Linked DNA regions of Homo sapiens: regions 1, 3, 4, 5 and 6 are each linked to region 2. A link is a loop called in an ENCODE intact Hi-C map of the cell type or tissue named here. Cell type or tissue: Caco-2. All regions are shown on one strand. Region 1 holds the start of LOC105378318 (a long non-coding RNA gene). Region 2 has its middle 47 kb from the start of LINC00844. Region 3 holds the start of PHYHIPL (phytanoyl-CoA 2-hydroxylase interacting protein like). Region 4 has its middle 49 kb from the start of CCEPR. Region 5 overlaps BICC1 (BicC family RNA binding protein 1). Region 6 has its middle 74 kb from the start of LINC00844.

Region 1 (4,000 bases), 630 kb before region 2:
AACAAAAATCCTAAGCTTGTCACTCAAGTCTCTCTGGGATCTGCCCCCATAGGTCACCATTCTCTCTGCCGTCTTCCCTGCACTGCCCTGTACTGCTGCCAGCTCACAGACAGTCCTGCTATTCCCTTGTCATCTCTGCCTATTCTCAGCCTTCTACTCGGAAAGTCTACATCTCTGAGGACAGAAATTCTCTGAGTCCTTCTACAGTCCCACCCCCGCACTTTCCCAATCACAATTCTGACTCCAGATTTTTATTGCATTTTGTATTTTTTCCTACCCCATGGCACTTAAAATATATGACCCTGTTTCCCAGTGTTTGGAGTACATGTTCTACTTCTGCTATTAGACTCTAAGCTCCCAGAGCCTGCTCACACTTTTTCCTGTATCCTTGAAATATACATTTACCTTCTCCCCTTGCCCTCACCATACCTAATTAACTCTTACTCATCTTTACATCAGCATTCAAAAGGGGCTTTTCCTGAGAAGTCTTCTGGATTCCTCAGCCTAAGTTAGGTGCTCACATAGCTCCTTATTCACTTTTTGTCACAGCACCATATATTTATATAATTATTTTGTAAAGGTCTACCTCCCGCTCTGGACCAGCTGGGCAATGTGAAATGTACAGACTCCCAAGCCCTGGAGATTCAACACTGGGTCTGAGATATGGCCTGGGGGACTGGGAGTTTCTAGATGTAGCAAGGACCCAGGCAATTCTCATCATCAAGAACACTTGGGAGACATTGTCCCAGCTCCCCAGAGATTCATATGTCACTGGTCTGGGGCAGAGACTTGGCAGAGTGTTGGAAGAGACAATATTTTCCAATCTAGTTTCTGGTTTTGTTTCATGTATTTTGTAGAAAACTTTGTCCTTTTAAAAATAATATGTTACATTTTTGATCAAGACTGATGAAGATATTTAACTTCTGGATGAGGAGAGTGCATAGCAACAATCTATTCTCATTGAGGGCCTTAGTCACACCTATTTTAACCTGTATGCCTTTTGTATTTCTGCAAATAATACTGGTTGACATCCTCTTCATTGATAGTCTATTATGGCTGAGGTTCTCCACCCCTGCCCCCCATATTGTGGACTCAAGAGGCCTTAAGGTAACAAATAAAGACAGCATCTTTCACCAGAAGGATTTTTGGGGAGTTCATTGGCCATAGAGTGTTTCCCAAGAGATGGGCACAAAGCCATAGGCTGAGCTAAACCTGATGCAGAGAACAAGAGAGAGCCTTCTAGAGTGATGTTACAAGTTTATTTAATTACTTTCTAAGTCTCCTCCACAATTTCCATCCCCCTCTTAACACACTCAGGTAAGTGAACACATTTGGGTAACCAAAGAAGGAGATGGAAAAGCCCCCGAGTTGGGCTTGCAGCCTTCAATATTTGTCTTAGTAACCCCTAATCCCATCTTCTCTTTCAGAGCACTTGCCTTTCTCTGCTCTTCAATATCTACTCATAAACACTGAACCCAGAGATGAGTTTCAAAGCTTTGAGAAGCCAAATTACTATATATATATAGAGTATATATTATATATATATTATATATATATTTAATTTCCACTTAGGTAAGATTATTGAGAGTTTTCTCAGAATTTGCTTTTTTTTTTTTCAGAAAAAGCTTCAGATTATATTTACCTTAAGATTATTAACCTTATCTGCATACCCATAAACACTGATAATTAGAAATTTATGTATACAATTAACTTGTGGGACATTCACCTGAAAGTAAATAGTCCCTCATGAATCACCACTATCTTCACTATCTTCTATATCAAAACTTATTACCGATAAAGAAATCAACACATTTGTTTCTTCCAAGCATCTTTAAAACTCAACAGCTTTGTCCAGCTGATGGTGTTTTTCTTCCATCAGAACCTGTAGCTCCCACCTCTGCAGGGACTTGAAGTACTGTTTAGATTTTATTCCACTTGGGGTCAGTATTGTGCTCCTGATTGCTGCTGTCTTCTTGTTTTTATAACTTACAAATATTAATTTGGGAATCTCAGTGGAAATATCCATCCAGTGAAAACATGGGAAGATGCAAAGGTGATCCAGCTCTGGCTGCTGTCACTCCCACCCCTGTCTTGATGGCTAGCTACATTCACTTTGTAGCAAACTAGGGAGCCAATTCATTATCACTCCCTTGTTTCCGTGTCTTCTTTTAATGCCATCTGAATGTTTTCATCCTCTTAAATGCTGTTGAGACATGACTTGCCATGACAGCTTAGCATCTACACAATTGTGACAAAGGCTTAGCCAAAAGGGGGCCTGGACGCAATATTTTAGCTCCAGCTGTTTCTCCTTATTGCTATTAGCAAAAAATTAGTGTTTTTCTTTAAAGGAGAAAGGTTACAATTAATTACTTGAGGAAGAAAAAAAAACACAAACAGTGGTCTCATTCTTGGCTGCACACTGAAATTATCTAGGGATAATAAGTAAAATACTGATGCTCCGGCCATAACCTAGACCCGAGATGGGAATTTCCGAGAAGGAGAGGGTGAGGGGTGGGGTGGTCTCAGGTATAAGCATTTTTTAAAGATCCCTAGTAATGTGGTTAGGTTGAGAACCAATGTCCTAACAAAATTTGGAGGGCTGAAGCTGACTATAAACACAGAAGAATTCCAGAGCTAAGGCAGGCCAAAAACAAAAAGCCAGAAATCAAATTGGATTCTGTTTTCTTCTGTTGATTATCAGTGTGACTTTGGAGAAGTCATATCACTACCTTGGGTTCTTCTGTAAATGGCATAAGGGCCAAAGAGAATGGAATGTGACAATCATTTGAAAACAGATTCTTATTATTATGGTCATTTTTATAACCATATTATTCAGTTTATTGTATTTATGGAGCTTAACCAGTGTCCTCTTCCTTTTTTCTGTGCTTGACTTCTTCAGTGTTTCCTGGGCTTCATGCTGATGTAATGGAAACAGAATTTCCTAGATGGGTTGTGGGCAGGAATTTACATTTTAGCAGACAAACTGTAGGACTTCCAGTTCTAGACAAATGAACTTAATGCATTTCTCCCTAGCCTTCCTATAAAATGCAGGTAAAAACCCAGACATTATACATAAAACAAACATAAAAAGTCTCTGAAAGGTGGAGAGAAGAAGGTAGATTGGTTAGGGACTAATCACTAACTATAGCTAAACTCCTGGACATCATGTATGCAATATTCTTTTTAAAATTTTGACAACAAATAATCTACTCCAACAAAATACCAGGGAAGAATCCATGTCATACCTTTACCTTGTAGAAAAGGCTGAGAAGCATAGGTTGAAAACCTAGACTTCCATCCTCACCTGGAGGTGATGAGGTGCTCTTTTCCATCCATGCTGAGGTGGTCTCCCAGGAAGTCAAGTAGGCAGCCTGGATTTCTACCTCCGCCCTGTGGCGATGAGCTGCCCTTCCTTGAATGCCTTCCTTCAGTTTAGTGGAGACTATCCAGGGAGCATGAACTTCTAACCCTCATCTGCTGGTAATGAATAGCTCCCCGCTCCCTGCCATGGTGGTACCAATGGAGGCTGCTGGGGAGTCTGGACTTCCACTTCCTTCCAGTGATAAAGAGTTAGTGCCCGGCTTCCACCACCAGTCCAGTTTCAGCACAGGCCAGCTAAAACAAAAAATTTACATAAGATCTAGAGCCTCATAATGTAACACCCCAAATGTTCAGAATAGGATAAAAAACCACCCATCATACCAAGAGCCAGGAAACTCTCAACTGGAATGAGAGAAGGAAATCAACAGATGACACTACTGAGACAACACAGATGTTGGAATAATCTGATAAGTATTTTAAAGAAGATGTCTTAAAAATGTTTTAATGAGCATTTGTAAACATCTCTGAAACAAATGGAAACAAACTGTTCAGGCGATGTTTGTGCCCATCATGGAACATGTGAAGATCACCATTTCGGGAAGTTCAGGTATTTTTTTAAGAGAGGAGGCAGCTGGTCAACTAGGTTTTTGTTTTTTAAACTCTAATCATTTCTTTGAGG
Region 2 (4,000 bases):
CCTCTTAATGTGCATGTTTGAGCCCACTCACCAAACTCCTGAAATCTTATTGAGAAGCTGCCGCTCACCAGTTTCAGATTTTTTCTATCTGTTGGGAAACTGCCCTTACCTGGTGCCGGTTCTGACAAATTATTTTATAGAGAGAGCTAACAGTTGCCTCACCATCACCTGATGGTCACCTGACATTCCATTCCTCATGTGTGTATGTGGGGAAGGCTGAACCCTCTCCTGCCCTGCTTATGCCTGACTAGCTACCTACTGAAACATCTTAAAGACCCTCATTCCAGAGGGTCCTGCCCCATACCTGGGAAGAAGGAATGCTGCACAGAGAGGCCAAGAAGAATCTGAACAGACAGGCCTTGCTGGGTTCTCCACCTGAGTCTATTACCATTAGATCATACCCTTTTGTTTAATCACATTTCTACATGGCTGTCTATTCTTCAATAAACCTAAGCATAGAAACAGTTTTCTCTGGGTCTTTGAGTCTTCATTTCTGAAGCCTCCTATAATGTAAAACTTTGATTAAATACATTTATTATTATTTTCTCTTGTTAATCTGACTTTTGTTATAGGAGTGTCAGCCGTGACCTTTATGATGGGTGAGGAAAGGCATCACACCTTTTTTCTCCTACAACTTCCCAGTCAAAATGAGCCTATTCTCTCTTTTACTGTCATACCAGGCTTCTTTTTTTTTTTTTTTTAACTCTGTCACCAGGCTGGAGTGCAATGGCGAGATCTTGGTTCACTGCAACCTCTGTCTCCTGAGCTCAAGGGATTCTCCTGCCTCAGCCTCCTGAGTAGCTGGGACTACAGGTGTGCACCACCATGCCCAGCTAATTTTTGTATTTTTAGTAGAGATGGGGTTTCACCATGTTGGCCAGCATAACAGGCTTCTTTACTCACCAAGATGCCTGCTAACAAATCTGATAAAAATCACCCTTATCAACAACATCATGGAGAAATCAAGAATTCTATGAAATCAGCGTTCTCCTTTGCATGGTCGATAGCCCCCATGAGATCTGGTTTCCTCATCTCATACTACTCCCTGCCTGGTTCAATGCCATAGTCATTCCAGCTTCTTTTAGCTCCTGCACTGATCTTTTCCCTCTCTCTCCCTATGCAGCTTCACACCTACTGTTTCTTCTGCCTGAACTTCTCTCCTCAACTAATTTCCTGTCTGCTAAGCCAGCCCTCACTCATTCTCATACATCCAGTACTTCACAGGGAAGTTATCCCTGTCACTCCTCCTCTAGCATCCATGTTACATTGTCTAGTATGTACTTCTCAGTAGACTTGCACCACAGTGACAACTACTTGTTCAGTGGCTGTCTCATTCCTCTGGGGGATGAGATTCCTGAGTGCAGGGACTGTCTCTTTTGTTTATCTCTGTATCCCCAGCACTGAGCCCAAGACCTGGAACACACTGAACATCAGACAAATCGTTGTTGAATGAATTAATCAGAGTTAGTGAGAGAGGAAATGCATGGTTTGCCCCAATGGAGATATATTGCCTTTCCAAGCACAGTTTAAAAGATGGTCATTGGGCAAGTATGGAGTCCTCATTAAGGTTAATAGAAACAGAGAACTTTGCCTAGGATTACATGAGCCTGCTGGTTAAGAACAACACTTTTTTTTTTCATTCTTTTGGTTTTTTTAATGATCATTAAATTGTACCTACCTTCACAATGTGACCAGTATCATACTGTGGTATCAATTTCAGACTATAATGCGAGTCTGCCATCTACTGGTGCTACGGGGTAGTACTATGAAACCTCTGACAAGCATTTTCATTTTCTCTGGAATCTTCTGGGTTCCAGAAGCTAGGAGGGGCATAGATTCCAACATGCCCAACCATTTCATTTTACCCAAAGGGAAACCATTTCCCACAGAGTATAAATGACCACCCTGGGCCATACAGCTAATCGGTGGAAGGTCTGAACTCTAACCTAGGCCTCCTGACAAAATCAGCCTCTTGGTTCTTATTCTTCATCGTAATTCTGGATACTAACTGAAGTACATCTGGTCAACAGTGTTGACCTTGACTTTTTCCAAAAGGAAATGGAACAATTGAGACTTGTTCAAGTTTACACGCCAGGAATCTCTTACCCCCTTGTATAAAGCTCATCACATCCCAGAAAGCATATCTGCTTTCTGTCCAAGGATTTCCTGGATCTGAAAACAGCTGTACAGGATTGTGTGGGAAAGACTAGATTTACAAAACTTGGAATTTCGCACCAGAAACTTAGGCAAAGATGTGGTGCAAGACGTGCACTGCCTGCCATTAAATTGTATGCCATCAGCAAGATCCTGAGGGATTCGAAACACACCAGATGTTTGTGTTCCGAAAAGCCATGATCTTTAATGGAAAAACTGACAAACCATAATGGAAAGAGCTAGGAACTGCCATCCTAATAAGAATTGACAGGATCAGTGTAGAGCCTTCCAGAAAGGCCTCCTCTGTTAATCTGGCAGAATTGGCTACAGAAGCACTAGGTTTTCCAATAGGTACATTTTTAAAAAAATTTTTTTTAGCTACCCCAAGGGACTAGATTTAACCATAGTCATCTTTTTATTGTGTGGTTTGCATGGAAACACGCCTGTTAACATTCCTGAGATCAACGCAGAGTCAAAACAAACCAAACATCCCAGTACCTGCCAGAAGAGTTTCATCTTTCCCTAACAATTCTTGGAACAGAGCACTTTAGGGACTGAACTTCTAAAACAAAGGAAAGAAAGAAGATGTGGCTGCCGGGAAGTTCTCACTGGGTACTTCAAAAAAATTTCCCTGGAACTCTTTGGCTCGGAGTGTATCTTTAAAATTTTTCTTTACTCAAAACAGTACCGCCAGCTAATGAACAGGTCCAGGCTGGTCATTTGCTTCCATAATTTGGAAAAGTAACACCTTTACTTCATATCTCTGGGACCATTGTTGTCCAGCGATCTGACAAAGGAAAATACTGTCGGGTCCCAGGGGGTTTCCGATCAATCGGGGTACTATTTTAGTACCTTCAGGGTTGTAATAAAAACATGTTTCCTCTTGAACAAAAATAAGAACTAGCTAATAGAAATATTAATATTTATTCAATTAAACCCTTCTCATGATCATCTCCCTTCAAGTCTCAACCTCTAGGAGACTGATGCTCACCATTGCCCACAGACATGATCTGGAATGTCATTGGTTTACACCTGAATCCCTGTGTACCCTTTCCATCTCAACACAGTCCCCATGGACAATGGCACCATCTGGACGTCAAAATTACAGAGGACTGCATCAAGGTACCAGAGACCTTTGCTCCTCAGTGACAGAAAAAATGAGAATGTTCATGTTTACTCAGAATGTTAGTGTGTGGTTTAAATGAGGACTGGGAGGTCCAAATGAAACATCCAAGGCCAGACCAAGGTTCTTGTGATTTGGACATTACTACTGCCCTCTTTTCTCTCTTAGGGAAGAACTCAGAGTTCTTGGAAAATCTGGACTCTAATTTGTGCTCTATCTGTCCCCTGATGGCTCAGAGACACTGCTCAATGCAAGTGACAATTCTCTCATTGCAAAACCCATGAGAGATGTAACAGTCCCCTCCACCATCCCTTCTCAATTTCACATCAAGGAGATGCAGGTGACTGGAGCCCATGGTTTCCCCTCACTACGCCCCTCATCACTCCACATCTGCCAATATATTTCCTTTTATTTCCACCTACTTCTACTATTAGCTGCTGCACTTACTCTGAATTCATTTTCATCTCTTCCCTGACTCATCCTGTTATTTCTTAGTCATCAGTCAAGATCAAACAGTCCAAAATAGCCTGGTAGATTTGACTTGAGACACAGCTCAATAGTTATTGACTGGCCTTTATCCCCTTGCCTGGCCCTACAAGTAGGGTATGATGGTAGTGGGATTTTCATGCTGAAAATAGCATAAACACTACAGTTTAGGGAATTTTCACATTTACCCCAAAATTCTGTCTTGCTTAGAGCCTGACTTAATTTAGGTTTAGTTTA
Region 3 (4,000 bases), 220 kb before region 2:
ATAATACCAGAATAAAATAGCTACTCCTCTAGGGGATCACAGTAAATACAGCATTATTTTTTGCACTCTCTTAACTCTGTGAACTTCATTAAAAAGTTTAAATTTTCCCTAATATCTTTGAAACACGTGGTAAATGCGGTTTTAAGTATTGAGATTACTGGGTTCTGAAGAGCAACAATGAATGCCTAATTCCATTGAGTACAAGAATGAGCTTTTGCTTTATCATTGCAATAAATAAAAATGAAGTCTACTTTTATTAGTCTTGTGTTTCTCTCAACCCTAAGAAAATAAAAATATTTACAACTTGCAATGGTTACATTACAAAAAGTCATTTCATAAAAGTCTAAACTAAAATCCAAATGACTTCCTATGCGTTATTAAAAATAATCTTTACAGTCTATAATCATGCAAGCTTACATATGGAATACCAAAATGATAAATGTTTTTAGATACCATAAATATGTGCACTTACTACCATGGTGACTAAAACAGTCTAAGAATAAAGGAAATACAAGCTGTCTTTGCAAACGTATTTATTTATTCATATACTACACCTGTATCAGAAATTAAAGTGGTTTTGGTTTCAAAAAGTTTGAATTCTGGTTTCAAAATTATTAAATATAAATTTATATTAATAAATATAAAATTTAGTAATAAACAAATTCGGTGCTTGCTTGATATAAACGTGCTGAATAGCAATGCGTAACCAAGTGATTACCATTTAAATGACTTTGGAAACAAGACCTCTGCTCCCTATTTGGATTAGGCTGATAAATTTTATGACCTTACTGTGAGCGTATTAGTATCTGTACATAACTTTGGTTAAAGACATGTTTTACAATCATTACCTCTATATACAGTTAAACATTAATTTCATTTACAGTCAAAAGTATTTGGGGCCCTCTTAACAACATGTGAACTGTGTTTCCTTTGTCAGATGTAGAATTTTACAATTATTCGGCCAACCAATTACTAATCAAATGATTTCTTTACAAATGAAGTTTTGTACCACATTACTAAAGTAGCAGACTCTAACTAGTCCAGCTAACCCAGAAGCACTGTAACTAACCACACCGCACACAGCACTAGCTTATGTCTTCAACGCTCAGACCTGTATTCAATCAATTTCCTTCCACAGGAGCCTGCCAACTTCAACAACAGAATAAACGATATAATATCAACACGCAATGGTACGTACTCGCCACAAAGTCTGAATCACAGCACATATATTAGGCCAATATTTTCGACAGTCTGACTCAGAGCCCAGGAACCATGAAGATTGTGTCTGTCCTTGGTGCTGAAATGCACTGTTTTTCTGCGCCCTCACTGAAAAACTGTCATCCTAATCCCAATCCAAGAGGCTAAAAAGACTTGTTAATTTGGGGAGTCTGAGGATGGGAGGTTTAAAAAAGAAAATGATAAGTTTCTGGAAGAGAATGCCAACTAGTGTGTGTGTGTTGGGGGAAGGGGGTTGCTAGAAACATCCCGAGGGCATTTCCCCTTCAGTGCCCAGAGACCCAGGAAATCCGGACTGCGGCAAAGATCGGAAACGCCTCGTCGGGGCAGGAGCCGCGAGCGGGAACGTCGCCCTCGTCCGGGCCAGGCGGGCGAAGGCGGCGAAGGGCGCCACGGTTGTGGACGGCTACTTTCCGCGCCAAGGCGCGAGCCCCGGGGTCCTTTTGTTTCTGGGGTGAGGGGAGGGCGGTGGGCGGAGGGTAACCCACATCTGCATTTATTTGCACAGAGGGGACAACAAAAGACCCTGCCGCCCTGGCGAGCGGCGTCGGCGGAGCCAGAGTGGCCCCGGCGCCTCGGCGCGAACTCTGTCCCTTTCCTCGCGGTCCCGGCCGCTCTTACCGTCCCGGTCGCACAGCTGAATGGCCTCCAGGCTGAGGTTTTTGATCACCTCCTCACAGGGGCTGGTGGGGCTGTTGAGGGCATGATCCAGGCGCGGCACCTCCATTTTTCCAACCCACTCTGAAGCCCGCCTGCTTCGTATCCAGGCTCTCTCTGCCGGCCGGGTGGGCAAGAAGAGCGGGAAAGGGAGGGGGAGTGGCAGAGGGAGGGAAGGAGGCCTGGGACGCGGTGATGCGGCGCCGAGGCTGAGGCGCGGGGCTGGAGAGCCGCCGCGAAGGCGACGGCTGTGGCAGGAGCTCCGCGGAGTGTGCGGCTCTGAGAGACCGAGCAGGACCCGGCGCGAGGATGGGAGGCGCGCGCTCCCGGCGGGGAGGGGACGCTGCTCTCGGGGAACGTGATGTATAGGGCTTCGACGCGCGCACGCGCGCGGGAGAACGCGCCCACCTGCTGGCGCGCGGTGGTCCCTCCCCCGCCCTTCTGCGCGCACGCGCCCCCACCTGCCCTCCAGCCACTGCCAAGGCAACCTCGCGCGTGAGGCGTCGGGCGACCGAGCGCGCGGGAAGGGCGAGCGCTATACGCCGCGCGGCTGCCTCGCCCTCTCTCCTGGTGATAGCCATTTGGCGTCTTCTGTCTGCTCTCGGTGCCTGGCGAAGCCCGAGTTGGCCCTGAGGCGTCTGCACGGGGAGGCGAGGGCGAGCATGTTTGTTGTTTACCAAGAATTGGAAAAATAAGGGCCCGGACTCTTCGGACTCTCTGTACGGTATTGGGGTGTGGGAGCCACCTCCTCCCCTGAAGGTCCCAGGATACTCGCTGCCCGCACCCTGCGGGCTCGGCCGGACATTCCTCGGAAACAGCTGCGTCTGTGTGAGAAATGAGCGGATTACCTGAGGCGTGGAGGGGTTTAGAGACAGCATTTTGCCAGTCCACGACACTGAAGCGGGGCAAACGTGGGAACTCCTTACTGCCAGAAAGGTGAGGGAATGAGGAGATGCAGCAAGCCTGCTGAAAAGGCGGCAGACATGCTGCGGGGCCAGCAGCCACGGGACCAGCAGCCACGCAGTCTGCCTTCGCAGCGTAGCTTCATTCATTCATGCGCGTAGCAAATAAGTATTCAATGCTCACCCTATGCCATTGTTCTGGGCGTCAATGAAGGGAGTATAAACAGCACCTGCTCCCATGGATTTGGAAGGAATCTTTGCTACAATAGCTAATGAAGATTGACTTGTGCTTCCTCAAGCTACTCTATAACTTGTATGCCCATTGATTTTAATTGCATTTAAGATTCTGCAGTGCACTTAGTGGATGTGCAAACGTTTTAAACATAAAATAGAGGTCACAGCCTATTGACCTCTGTTCCCGTTTGCTTCTTTGGAAAAGTTTTTAGTTTTGTTGCTATCTTGGGATCAAAAATAGTGTCCCCTCTTTTCTTAATGTGCTTATAAATTAATATAAGTTCCCTTTTATTGATTTTCCATTTCAAACATAAATGTTAACCAACAAGTAACAGTTTACACATAGATGTCTGTATGCTGCTCTTTCTAGTCACATCCATTTAGCTATAACATGATGAAGTCTAATTAATTGAAGCTTCAATAAATGGAAGGACCAGCTTAAAGTAAAATAAGCCTGTGAAAAATCTTGGCACAATTGAAATTTCATAAATATCTGTGAAAGATAATTAGGCATCTTAAAGTGAAAAGTCTTCATTATGAACTTATTAATGAAGATGGATGTTTTTGAAGTTTGAAAGAATTCTTGTCTTAAGGTAGGGGTGTCCCCAAGGAGAGGGTAAATTATTACCTGTCAAAGGATATGACAAGAAAGTACTTACTGGTGAATTTTCTGTGTTCGAAAGCCTGGCTCTGTAGAACTAGAAATTGGTATTGTAAGCCCAACAGTGGGTTCATTTTTTAGAGTAGTCTCAAATTTATAAATCTCAAAAAAAAGGAACTGTGTAAACTAGAATAACAATTTACTGATTTTCAAGTAAGAAATACGACATGCATTTAATTCAAACTCATGCAAATATTTATGAAGCACCTATGTCCAGGACACTGTGCTATGTGTTGAAAATTTGGAGTTCAAATTTATCAAGAAAGATATATATTGAAAAAGTAAAAGTAGGATGGGTGTTAAGAAAGAG
Region 4 (4,000 bases), 170 kb before region 2:
AAAATAAAAAAAATTGTAGGACAGCAGCTTCAACCCAAGGGTCTGCTTTCTAGAGAGCTAAGTCTGAGTCATAAACACTCTTATTTTCTCATTTTGTTTGTTCCCTTAGCCATCTTATCTAATTCTTTTGTTTCAACTACCATCTATGTACATACGTGTTCCCCAATCTGTATCTCTAACTCAAACCTTTCTTCTGTGTTCCAGATACAACTATTTAAATGTCTTATGTGTATTTCTATTTGGATTTCTGACAGCTGCCTCAAACTTCTCTAAAATTGAACTAAACACTGTCTTCCATCATCCAGTTGCCTAAACCACTTATCTGGGAATCATTTCTAGCAAGTCCCTCTCCCTCACCCTTTGATTCTATTTATCACCAATGCTTACCAATTCTCTTTCCTGAAATTCTCCCCAGTTCATCCATTTCTCCTCGTTCTTACTGCCACACTCAAGCTCAGGTCACCAATATGTCTTCATCAGATTCTTGCAACATCTTCCTACAGGGCTCCTGGCCACATGCCTTATCTTGTTCAAATCCCTACTCCATTCTAGAGCCAGATTATGTTTCCAAAAATCACAAATTTTATCTTCTTACAACCCTGCTGAAAGGCCTTCAATAGCTTTAAGATAAAGTCCAAACTTCTTAGTGTGACTTCCGAAACTCCTAATGCCCTCTACTGCTTATCTCCTGACTCTGAACTCTTGATTCTACTCTATCACCTTTTACCTTGCCATGTTGAATGGCTTTTGCACTCTCTTTTACTCGCTGTTGTTTGTTAAGACATGCTTATGTCTCTTAATATTCAAAAGGATCATTTTTCCTTTTTAAATTTTACTCCTCTCTAATTTTACTCATTATTTTCATCTCAACCTGAATTACATTTACTCATGAATTAGAGCTTGAGATTCAGGATACAATGCAATTTTGAGTAGTTTCAATCTCTAAATTGGGGGTTACAATATAGATGGTTCAGGCTGCAGAGTTGGAAGAGTTATCGAAACGTATTATGAAGATGAAAGGGATGATGGCTGGCAGAGGGGAAAACTGAGCTACTTGCTGAAGGCATTTAAGCACAGTCCTTGGGATGAGTACACAACAAAGTGAGGATCCTGCTTTGATAAGGGATTGTCATTACGGATTACCATGGAAGAGGTTACTCCCTGGGCTGCCAAGTCAGTGACTACTATAGCAACTACATTTAAATAAGCCTGACTGTGATCCTTGGTATAATGGTCTACCTCCAACAGAACTTCAGCTACATCCAGAGGGAGCTCAACAGCTATAGTTGGAATCCCAGGCAGTTCCAGTGGCACAAAACATTAGAATTATGAAGGTAGACAGAGACTACTGTTATTTCATACTCTAGAAAAAATAGATACTTCCATATACAGGACTGATTATAGGACCAATATTTAATAGAGGTTAAGTTGGTAGAAATGAGTCTATTTTGTTGATTAATAAATTCTGTGGACCTATCATAATTCAGACTTCTAATTTAATTTGCCTATGTAGATAGAGTCTTTTACATTTTTATACCTCAGGCCCAACATTTGTAGGCCAGTAAATAAATTCTACTTAGAAGACTCAAACAACAAAGCAAAAAACCAAAAAAATGATCTTTCCATTTATTAAAAATAAGAACCCCTTGAAAGATCTCTATCTGCCTGCACACACCAAATGGTAGTTTTCAGCTGTGCCAGCAACACATGACAAGTGGAATTGATTGTTTGATTCCTAAGTATCTCAAAATACCTGGCACAACAAAGTCCTGACATTGGTTTCATATTTAAATTATATTTTGGCTGTTTAACCAAAAAGTCATCTATTTGCTTATTTATTCATTAAACAAGTATATATTAAACACAGGGTACCATCTCTGCTCTGATGGAGCTTATAATCTATAAACAACTGATGGGTATTAAAATATTGGTTCATTAATTACAGTGTCTCTTAGTGGTAAAATGAGAAATATCCATAAGTTCTTTTGACCCTGTGGGTTCAAGGCTAGAATTATTCAAAAATAATACTAAACTGGGGTAAAGCTTTTTTCCCTTAAGTTTTCATGTGTAAGTTCATTGCCCTAATAGACTCATCTGTGAGTTAGTTAAAGATATTTATCTAAGTTCCATGCATGAGTTCTTTTGGACAGAAGAATTGACTCACCTACGAAGGATGTGTGACAATATCCAGAGAGCTGTTTTCCTACTTCTTGGCTCAGGTACCTGACAATGGATGAGCTACAAAGCACAATGTGTTAGGTAACTGATTTAGCAACTTCTTCCACATCTGAAACCTGAGAGGCAGTTTGTCCTCACCTGACAGACAAGCACACTTCTAAATGGCTTTTCTGACGTCCTATCATGAGTCAACAACAGCATAAAGACTAGAATCTGTGTGTGACCAAAGTGCCACGCTTTTATCTTAACTTCTCTCAGGCCATCCTTCCTCTTGAAGAATATTATCTCTTATGTCCAGAAAGAATAGATAAAAATAATTGATTCCAAAGTGCTGTTCTGATACTACATCCCCAGAAACAGACCTATAATGAAGCAAATGGAAAATGTATTCTTATTGTGGTGATTATTCATTGATCAATGGGGCCATCAATTTAGAGTTGGACTTAAATGGCTTTAAATAAATAATTTACAGTGCGTATTGGGACAGAGGTGGTCAAAGAAAACAGATGGTATGAAATTAGTTAGAACAAGACAAATTGAAAACTCACTGGTATCTGGGGGAAAAGAAAGGTAACTCAAGCGAGACGTCAGTGTGAACTGGGGAGTTCAGTTAACAGTGCTGCCAAAGCTCAAAGTAAAGAAACGTGCTGTCAAGGCTGACAAATGGAGAAAAGAATTCTCAGAGTAGGAAGGGATAATTAGAGAACCTCTTTGGGAGCCTTCAGAGGCCACAGAGAGAAAAATGGCCCCTTCAATCCTGAGAAGCCTGTCTAGCTGAACGAAGGGGAAGTGCTCCTGGCTAGAAGCCTGAGGTTGAGATTAGGGGAGAGTCAGAGGGAGGAAGAGACACAAAGAGAGACCAGGGACTGGGAGGCCTGTGCTTGGGAGTCTTTCAAGGCTCACTAAGAAGTAAGTGGGAGGGAAAGGTTCACAGTTGCAAAGAGCTGAGGAGAAACTAGAGAAGGCCAAAGGAACAGAGGCTTTTGGAACTCGTGGGGGAGGATAACTTGTAGGGGACAATTTCTTTCAGTAGGGTCTTAAGTCTATGGCTATAATTTCACCTCAAGTTTCTGGCACTTGCATAAACCACTGAAGTGTCTCAGCTTTATAGAAACATTTGGTGGGACTGATGCCCCATAACTCAGTTTCCCCTAATTTATCTGTATGTAACACATGTTTCTTTAGTGAAGGGACTGTTGAATTTTCAGACAGCACAGAAAAATAACACTTTTCACTACAAAAATAATACTTTTTAAACAGCTGTCAAAAATCCATTATTAGAAAATCAATTCTAGACCTGATTTCCAACAACAGATTAGAGATACTCAGCAAGTGACTTTCAGAACACTGTGGAGTATGTTTTCTTATTTTTAGACCAGGCATTCTTCCAAAATCTTTGTTGGAGCTGCTTTTTCCTATCCATAGGCAATATCTAGTTGAGAGTCTTCCAACATTACTGCACTCCCAGAAGAAAATATTTCTTATGTCCTTAGTATAAAACCTAATACCCTTTTTCTAAGAGTTTTAAGTGGTTGATTTGCATTTTCCAAGTGATTAATGATGTTCAGCATCTTTTTGTGTGCTTACTTGCCAGCCATACCACTACACAGTCATTACAGAATGCTAAGTTAAAAAAAAAATCAAAGAATCCAAAACTGGCACTACCAAGTTCTGGCAAAGATGGGGAACCCTGAGGGCTTTCAAAGATTGCTGTGGGGAGGTATAATGGCAAAACTCTGGAAAATAGTTTGTCAGTTTTTTATGACATTAAACCTACACTTACTATATGACCCAGAAATCCCACTCCTAATTATTTACCCAG
Region 5 (4,000 bases), 140 kb after region 2:
GGTTACATCCCTTTACAGCAGAGTTTCCTGTGGGACACATGCATCACAATTATACTAGGTTCTTGCTGAAAACACAAATAGATACCTGGTCCTCACTCCCTACCTTTTGAGTGAGATCCTAGGAGAAGAGTCTGGATTATTAAGCTCTCCGAGTGATTCTTATGTTCATAAAACTATGGCAACATGGCTCTAGATCAGTTACATACCACCCTTTGCTATGGACTCTCTTGGGTTAAATCATTAGGAAGAGGAGTATAAGTAACCTTGAGTAAGACACTTAGCCATTCTGGGCCCCTCTTTCCTTACTAGGAGTTTGTGGGGATTGAATAAAATTGTGGGTGAACTAAATGAATATGATTTAAGATAATTACTACTATTACCTTAAATTCTTATGTGTTCACATAATACCCTAAGATATTCCTTTGAATATAAAAAAGCATAACTAGCTTGAGTGTGCAGAAATATTTCCACCAGTGAGCATTCATAAACATAATCTCATCTTTCAGCAAGCCCTTGGTTTTCTTCAGGATAAAGTAAGTCCTCCACTGGAAATAATAATAGCCACTCAATATCAGTAAGAACTGGCCAGGCGTGGTAGCTCACTCCTGTAATCCCAGCACTTTGGGAGGCTGAGGCAGGTGGATTGCTTGAGCCCAGCAGTTTGAGACCAGCCTTGGCGACATGGTGAAACCACGACTCTACCAAAAATACAAAGACTAGCCAGTCTCATAACCTGGTCTCAAAATAAATAAGTATATAGATTAAAATTTAAAAATGAAAAAAATGTAAAAAACTTAAAAGAACCTCACACCTGTAATCCCAACACTGGGACACCGAGGCGGGCAGATCACTTGAGGTCAGGAGTTTGAGACCAGCCTGGCCAACATGGTGAAACCCTGTGTCTACTAAAAAAGAAAAAAAAAAATACAAAACTTAGCTGAGCGTTGTGGCGCATGCCTGTAATCCCATCTACTTGGGAGGCTGAGGCAAGAGAAATGCTTGAACCTGGGAGGCACAGGTTGCAGTGAGGCGAGATCCTGCCATTGCACTCCAGCCTGTGTGACAGAGTGAGACTCTTAATAAAGTAAAATTTTTTAAAATATCACTAGGCCAGGCATGGCGGCTCACACCTGTAATCCTAGCACTTTGGGAGGTCGAGGTGGGCAGATCACCTGAGGTCAGGAGCTCAAGACCAGCCTGGTCAACATGGTGAAACTCTGTCTCTACTCAAATACAAAAATTAGCTGGGCATGATGGTGGGTGTCTGTAATCCCAGCTACTCGGGAGGCTGAGATGGGAGAATTGCCTGAACCCAGGAGATGGTGGTTGCCGTGAGCCGAGATCGTGCCACTGCACTGCAGCTTAGGGGGGTTGAGTGAGACTCCACGTCAAAAAAAAAAAAAAATTTTTTTTAAATATCACTAAGAACTGACAACACATCATGCTAATCACTGGATGCCCTCTCCAATGCCCTTCTCAGCACAACCTGAATGAGACACAGCTCAGATGAGTGAAGTCCCTCACCAAAGCTATACATCTGGTCAGAGGTGGTTATCAGAACCCTGAACTTGACCACTCCATTACCGAAATGAACATCATTTTCAACTTGTCCTACTGTTGGTCTTAGAAAGCAGAACTGAATGAGCATTTCTAAAGCAAATACTTCATCTTTGAAACTATAGGAACACAGTCAACAATCTGGCACACTTCACTCCGTCAAAAGCAAGGATGGGCTGAAAGGAATAGCCATACCGTACATCAGGTGAAACTCTAAGAATGAGCACAGCAGTTTTATGGTCTCTGTTAACAAAAGGAGATGTTTATTTTCTCTCTGTGTTATAATGGAAGAAAGAAGAGTGTACCTCCTAGAGCCTCAACATTTTTCATAATGGTTCCTACATTCTGCTGCTGAAGGTAACTTCAATCTTTAAAACACAGCCTGCCATGTTGCTACTATAACTCCCAAAATGAAATTCACAGGAGACTCTTTTAGTATTTCAATAGTATTTTCTTTTTCACTTACTCAAAAGAGACAAAAAAAAAAAAAGCAGCATGTTTGCTTTTGTGTTTCATCAATAGCCTAATTTATTACAAAGCAAATGGGTGGAGAAAAGGTCAATCTACAAATGCTAGTTATTAGACTAACAATTATGAAACCCTTAACCAGTGTTTGTTTTTTGGCCTACAGTGCTCTCTCTGGTTGAACACTGTGACTCCTGGATTAATCATTTTCATCCATGTTTGGGTGTGTACAGTCTCCCAGCATTGTGTATGTGTGCACGCTCTCTCTAGACCCACCCCGACTCCCAAAGGCTTAGAGCCAAAATCTGATACTTTGAAATGGAAAAGGCCTGCTTGGTGAATCGCGTGTAGCCTGGCTGTGGAGTATGGAACTCTCCATCCCTTCCATATGGTAGGAATGCCAGCTTCCCAGTCTCACCCTGAGCAGGGCAGCCAACATCTGGGAAACATAAAAATTTTGGAGCACTTGTTTCAGATACTTCTTGCTGTGTTCTTGGCACATCTGAGCACACTGAATTTTTAACTCATATCTGAAAACCTATTTTTGTTGAATATTTGCCTTTTCCCCCATCGTGACCTTGCTAGTGAAACCCTTGGATAATAGGACTCTTTAGACATTTTTATGAAATATTACATCTCCCTTTTGCTTAATCTCAGCCCTACGCTTATCATTTATGACACATCCCACACTCAACAAAAACTCACATCCAAATTTACATCTCTTTAAGAGCTGACCAACAACTTTGAGAGAATACAGATAAAAGATCATAATACACAAGAGTGCATCAGTTTTATAACAGTGTGTTTACAAGAATAGAAATAAAAACAAGTCACCACTAATCATTTTCCCTTAGGTACATAAAGAATGAGGGTGGGGGAAGGACTGTCCTCTTTTGCTGAAAGAACAGACAGGAAGAATGAGTAGGACATGACTCTACAAACCTCATAAGTGGTTGTCATTGTGGGCTTATAGGACACATGATTGGCCCTTCTCAACTCCTTGATAGTTTCAGCTGGCATGGATTTAGAAAAACCCAGGCCACTCCAGGTATTTGTGGGCGTTCTGACCTCCGTCACCACTGGTTTCTTTAACATAGCTTTGGAAACAAAATAAAACCAATGCTTGGTATGTTTAATGCATTTCTTCAATAAAATACTGATGATAAGTGTCGTTTCTTTGATATATGTGAAGAAATTATCACTGAATGTTATTTCTTAACACAAAATGTCTAAAAATATCTTAATGAAATATTTTATCCAAGTAATGATAAATGAAAAAATGCTAAATGATTTCTTAATTGGTCTAATGCTAAACCATTCAACAAAATATATTCAACAGAATGTATGCAACTTGAACCCAAATATTCTAGGTTTCTTTTTCTGAGTTTTCAAGTTCTCGATTCACCATGAGTACTCAAAAAACATTTATGAGTGTACTAAAATATAGTCAAGTGTAAGTTATTAGTGTATTACATACCTTTGGTGGCTAATAGCTTCTTCTGTTCATAGTCAAATGCCTGAAAATGAAACAGAAAATACCTTTATTGACAGTCTCTCCAAATGTCATGCCAACACTCCATGGTTAGAGAACAAAGGTTTTGACTGTGTTCCATGAATCTGCCTGAGACATACACCAAGCTTTGCACAATAATGCCACAGAAATCCAAGGTATGTCTGTAAGTTTAAACATGTTTCCAACACTAATTAATTAGTAATAATAAATCACCACTTCTGACTTTAAGGTTGACTTTAAGAGTTAGAATTTTTCCTTAAAAAAAGAAAAAAAAATCTTATTTACCATAAATACCTAGCACACCAGAGCCAATGTCTGCTAGAATATAGTGAACAGCCTAATAATAATAATGTGGGTTTTGAAAGTATACATTTCCAAAATGCTGTCATGTATCTATTGGCCCCCTTAGGGTCTCAAAAATCCCCTCTTCATTTAGGTAAGCGTGGCCTGAAGTGGTATGATGTC
Region 6 (4,000 bases), 120 kb before region 2:
GAGAATTGACTGTATATATTAATATTAGATTGGATTTTAGTTAATGTTATGGATGAAAAAATAGGTTCCAAGGTATACAGGGAATGTCCAGGGTGGGGGTGAACCTCCACTTTACAATTTGATGTTCAAGTGACATTTGAGCAAAGATGTAAAAAAGGTGAGGGAAGAATCCATGAGTCTCTCTTGGGGGGAAAGTATAGTAAACAGAGAAAAGAGCAAGTACAAGGCCGTAAGGCAGGAACATGTTTGGGGATGAGAACGGAAGGAGATTAGAGGAGTTGGCATGGGGCAAGCAAAGGGGAAAGTAGTAAAAGCTGATATCAAAGCCTGAACAAGGAGCAAAAGATTCTGTAAAGACTGTGACTTTTCTTTGAATGTAGTGGAAAGCTACTGAAGAGTTTCAAGTAGGGAAAGTGACATAAACTAACTTAACGTTTTAACAGTATTTTCTGTGTTGAGCATAGACTAAAACGGAACCAGAGTAGTAGAAGGTAACCCATTTAGGAGGCTTAACAATAATCCAGGGGAGAGATGATGGTGGCTTAGTCCTGGGTGGTCACTTCGATAGCAGCGGAGGTGGTGAGGAATGATTAAATTCAGGATATAATTTGAAGGTAGAGCCAACAGGATTTGCTGCTGAGGAAATGTGAAATATAAAAGATACAGAAGAAGCAAAAATGATGCCAAGGATTTTGGCCTATGCAACTGAAAAAATGGAATTGTTATTTGATAAGTCAGGCAAGCTTGGAAAAGTACAGGTTTATGGGTGGTATAATCAGGAGTTCTGTGTTGCACATTTGAGATATCCAAGAGATGCTCAAGAAGAGACACAGACTAGACAAATTCAGTAGTAGTTCAAATTTCAGAGGACAGGTCTGGACTGAAGCATCATCGTTCCATTGATGGCTTTATAGCCATAATCCTGGATATCCAAGGATATAATATATTCAGGATATAATCCTAAGTATATATCCTGGAGACAGATATCCATATATTGATATGGCAGCCAGAAGAAAGAAGAGGCTCTAGTTCTGACCTTGGAAGTGCTACAACATGATGGAAGATGAAGAAAAAACAGCTAAGAAAACTGAGAAGGAGCAGTAGATGAAGTAGAAGACAAAAACAGGAAAGTAAGATTGCCCTAGAAGCTCAGGGAAGAAAGTGTTTCAAGGAGGAGGAAGTGATCAACTGTATCAAATTCTGCAGTGGAGTCAAGAAATATGAAAAGAGAACTGAGCTTTGGATTTAGCAACACAAAGATTAGTGGTGATCTTGACAAAGCAGCCTAAGGATGAAAACTTAATTGTAGTGTATTCAAGAGAGAACAAGAGGAGATAAATTTGAGGGTCAGGAAAGAGGTTTTCATTAATGCTGGGAAAAATTACAGCATACTTGTTGTCACAAGGCAATTTTCCATGAGTCTCTTGCATTTCTGCATGTCTTATGATAAAAGACATTGATTTTGCTTTGGTCCTAGAATTCCTTTTCAAGGATATTTGTACAGTGAACAACTTTGAAGACAGAGAGGGCCTCTCTCTCCAGATCAAAAGGCCGTCATGTTTACTGACCAGGTTAATAAATAATTCAGGTTCCCCAAGTTCAGGGTTCCTCTCTCACAATGCAGCTCACTATGTGTGTAAGTACCACCTGGCCCTTTTTGCATCACCCTGTGGGAATTGGGGCTCAGGTAACCAGCACAATAAAATGCTGATCCTCTGGCTACTCTTGTTGCTGTCAGCAATTAAGTCCTTTGTCAATGACCCAAGAGGCTTATGGCTTTTCCCAGCAACCATGAAACTGTGGCAGGCTAACTTGTGGCCTGCAAGTAGGGTGAAACCTCAGACCCTTCGCAGTTCTTGACACTTGTACATTAGTAAGAACAATCCAGCAGAGAAGAAACAAACTATTGATGTAGGAGACAGGGGGAAGGATTCCTGGGACAATGCCTTGAGTGGTAAGAGGGGCTGGAATCTATTGCTCAGGTATAGGATCTCAGACATTTCTTCAATAGTAATAGAAAAGAAGGTAGAGTAAATGGGAACAGATGCTGACAGGTGGATAAGTATGGTATTGGGAGCGTGGGAACATTCTCCTGCCATTGCCTTTGTTTCTTCAGTGAAATAAGAAGCATTGTCATTAGCTGAGCAAGAGGTTGGGAAGGAAGTGCTGGAGGTTAGAAAGAGAGGAAAAGGTACAGAATTGTCATCTATGCATGTGGAGAGAATGAACTAGACAGAAGCAGCTGGACTGATGAACATTATTACTGTCCTAATTCTCACTAAGAGTGAGAACTCTTAGCAGTATGTACTCACACTTGCCCATTATGACAATCATTATAAACAAATGATGGTGACTTTTTCCTTCTTGGCATTAATAAACCGCTGTGGTCAACAAGTCTGTATTATCACAGGTACATGGGATGCACAGTCAAGTCATGTGGATCCAATTCACCAATTACACACCAGCACTTTTGCCCAGATGTTCTGGGGGCTTATGTCTCTGTGCAAATAAAGCTTTAGATTCACATTTTTGTAACAAGTGGCTATTCTGTTTGCATTATGAAATTTTAATTGCATTATTAGAGAATGGCTGTTCAATTTGTGTCTTTTATTGGTGATGCTCTGTTTTCTAGCTTACTAGACATTTACTTTATTTCCAGCTAATTACTCTAGCTTAGATTTTAATGTCCTAATTAACTATCCTGATTAACTTTATGACAAGAGCTGCAGCATAACAATCAATTTGTACAAAAATGTAATATAAATAGTATAGCCCTTTCACCTGCAGAGAGACGAGGAAGGCAAAGCTGGTGGCATTCATTTAGGCGTGGTCCCACTGAACAAATTTCCTTTAAAGCCCAGGCACATGGACAAGTCCTCAGTGTCTTGGTGAGACATCCTCACCAAGGCAGCTGTCTTGGCTGGGCAACTTCTTCTCAATCAAAACATTCAAGCCCCAGACACTTTTTGAAAACTAGCCAAGCATGCCAAGAGGAAACATAGTGAGGCCTGTATTTCTCAAATAGTCTTTATTCAGTCAGGACTCTCTGATATCCTATTTGTTATGATGATTTAATTAGTCAACCAACAAGCACTTCTCCGCACCTCCCATGTGTTCACATTGTTTTGTATATTAGTCAAGATAGGTTAGGCTCTGCCATGGTCATAAGTAACCCCCTAAAGCATAGTTGCTAAGACAGTAAAGGTTTACTTTTCAGTCATGTGAGTCCTATGCAGGTCAGGACACTGTCCCTCATCTTGTGCTATTCAGTCTGGGATATGGGGACCCCAAGGTTACCATGGCATGGGGAAAAAAAACCCAGAGTGTTAACAGGATGGATTTGGCTAATATCACTTTTATACATAGCATATTGAGCAGATTCCAATACATGACCCTAACCCTAAGTGCCAGGAAAGCTGAAGAATGTGAAGGAGCATATGCATGGTTGGGGAACCCCTATGGTTTCTATTACATTGTGCCAGGCACTGAGAATGGACACGAGGGAGAAGAAGGCTGAGTCCTTGCCCCTGAGAAGATTTTAACCTATTAGGGTGCAGAAGGGAAAGCAACTGACATTCGCCAAGTACTTCTCTTTGTCAGGTACCTTACTAGAGATATTATAATATTTTAGTTCATTTTATAACACTGTGTTTATCATTCATCCACTAGTTATTGAACAACTACTATTTCCTAGGGACTGAGAAGTGCACTAGATTTCAAAGTTGTCTAAGACTCAATACAACCTTTCAAGAGAAAAAAAGAAGATAAGCAAAACTGTCAAGCCAATACAATATAGTGTGATAAGTACCACAGTAGGAATATATGGGTTTCCTAGAGCTGCTCTAAAAAAGTATCACAAATGAGGTGATTTAAAACAACAGAGATATTTATTATCTCACAGTTTTGAAAGTTAGCAGTCAGAAATCAAGGTGTCGGCAGGGCCATGTTTCCCTCTGAGACTCTGGGTGGAATCTTTCTGTGCCTCTTCCTAGCTTCTAGT

Evidence for each region. A loop is a pair of places that touch in the nucleus more often than their neighbours do. Peaks named below come from ENCODE experiments on the same cell type or tissue, not always from the same donor. Only the 100,000 strongest peaks of a DNase experiment are listed, where the experiment ranks them.
Region 1: a loop joins it to region 2, with 18 times the contacts of the local background. A loop is called at or near these places in 22 of 110 quality-filtered maps.
Region 3: it touches region 2 in a loop (5-fold over the local background); 71 of 110 quality-filtered maps call a loop at or near these places.
Region 4: a loop joins it to region 2, with 8 times the contacts of the local background. A loop is called at or near these places in 5 of 110 quality-filtered maps.
Region 5: it touches region 2 in a loop (6-fold over the local background); 3 of 110 quality-filtered maps call a loop at or near these places.
Region 6: a loop joins it to region 2, with 2.5 times the contacts of the local background. A loop is called at or near these places in 7 of 110 quality-filtered maps.

Annotation. Positions count from the first base shown.
Region 1 is chr10:59,578,381-59,582,380 of GRCh38, reverse strand. LOC105378318 (a long non-coding RNA gene) reads right to left here and starts at 3,800. Exons shown (of 3, transcript XR_945990.3): 1 at 3,305-3,800. In Caco-2, a CTCF peak has its summit at 1,953; no DNase peak of the experiment used is centred here.
Region 2 is chr10:58,950,598-58,954,597 of GRCh38, reverse strand. No RefSeq gene overlaps it. Among named protein-coding and RNA genes, the nearest start is that of LINC00844, 47 kb to the left of the region's middle. In Caco-2, a CTCF peak has its summit at 1,748 (motif pointing left); DNase peaks (open chromatin) are centred at 222 and 1,747.
Region 3 is chr10:59,174,817-59,178,816 of GRCh38, reverse strand. PHYHIPL (phytanoyl-CoA 2-hydroxylase interacting protein like) reads right to left here and starts at 2,174. Exons shown (of 5, transcript NM_032439.4): 1 at 1,858-2,174. The coding sequence starts at 1,963. It overlaps CCEPR (cervical carcinoma expressed PCNA regulatory lncRNA), which reads left to right and starts at 2,353. Exons shown (of 1, transcript NR_131782.1): 1 at 2,353-4,000. In Caco-2, a CTCF peak has its summit at 1,689; DNase peaks (open chromatin) are centred at 1,276, 1,596, 2,146, 2,326 and 1 weaker place; H3K4me3 peaks cover 4,000 bases.
Region 4 is chr10:59,125,457-59,129,456 of GRCh38, reverse strand. No RefSeq gene overlaps it. Among named protein-coding and RNA genes, the nearest start is that of CCEPR, 49 kb to the left of the region's middle. In Caco-2, no CTCF peak of the experiment used is centred here; a DNase peak (open chromatin) is centred at 2,306.
Region 5 is chr10:58,806,123-58,810,122 of GRCh38, reverse strand. It overlaps BICC1 (BicC family RNA binding protein 1), which reads right to left. Exons shown (of 21, transcript NM_001080512.3): 16 at 3,500-3,539; 17 at 2,965-3,119. Among named protein-coding and RNA genes, the nearest start is that of LINC00844, 190 kb to the left of the region's middle. RefSeq lists an enhancer at 2,042-3,241. In Caco-2, no CTCF peak of the experiment used is centred here; a DNase peak (open chromatin) is centred at 2,302.
Region 6 is chr10:59,071,286-59,075,285 of GRCh38, reverse strand. No RefSeq gene overlaps it. Among named protein-coding and RNA genes, the nearest start is that of LINC00844, 74 kb to the right of the region's middle. In Caco-2, no CTCF peak of the experiment used is centred here; a DNase peak (open chromatin) is centred at 1,655.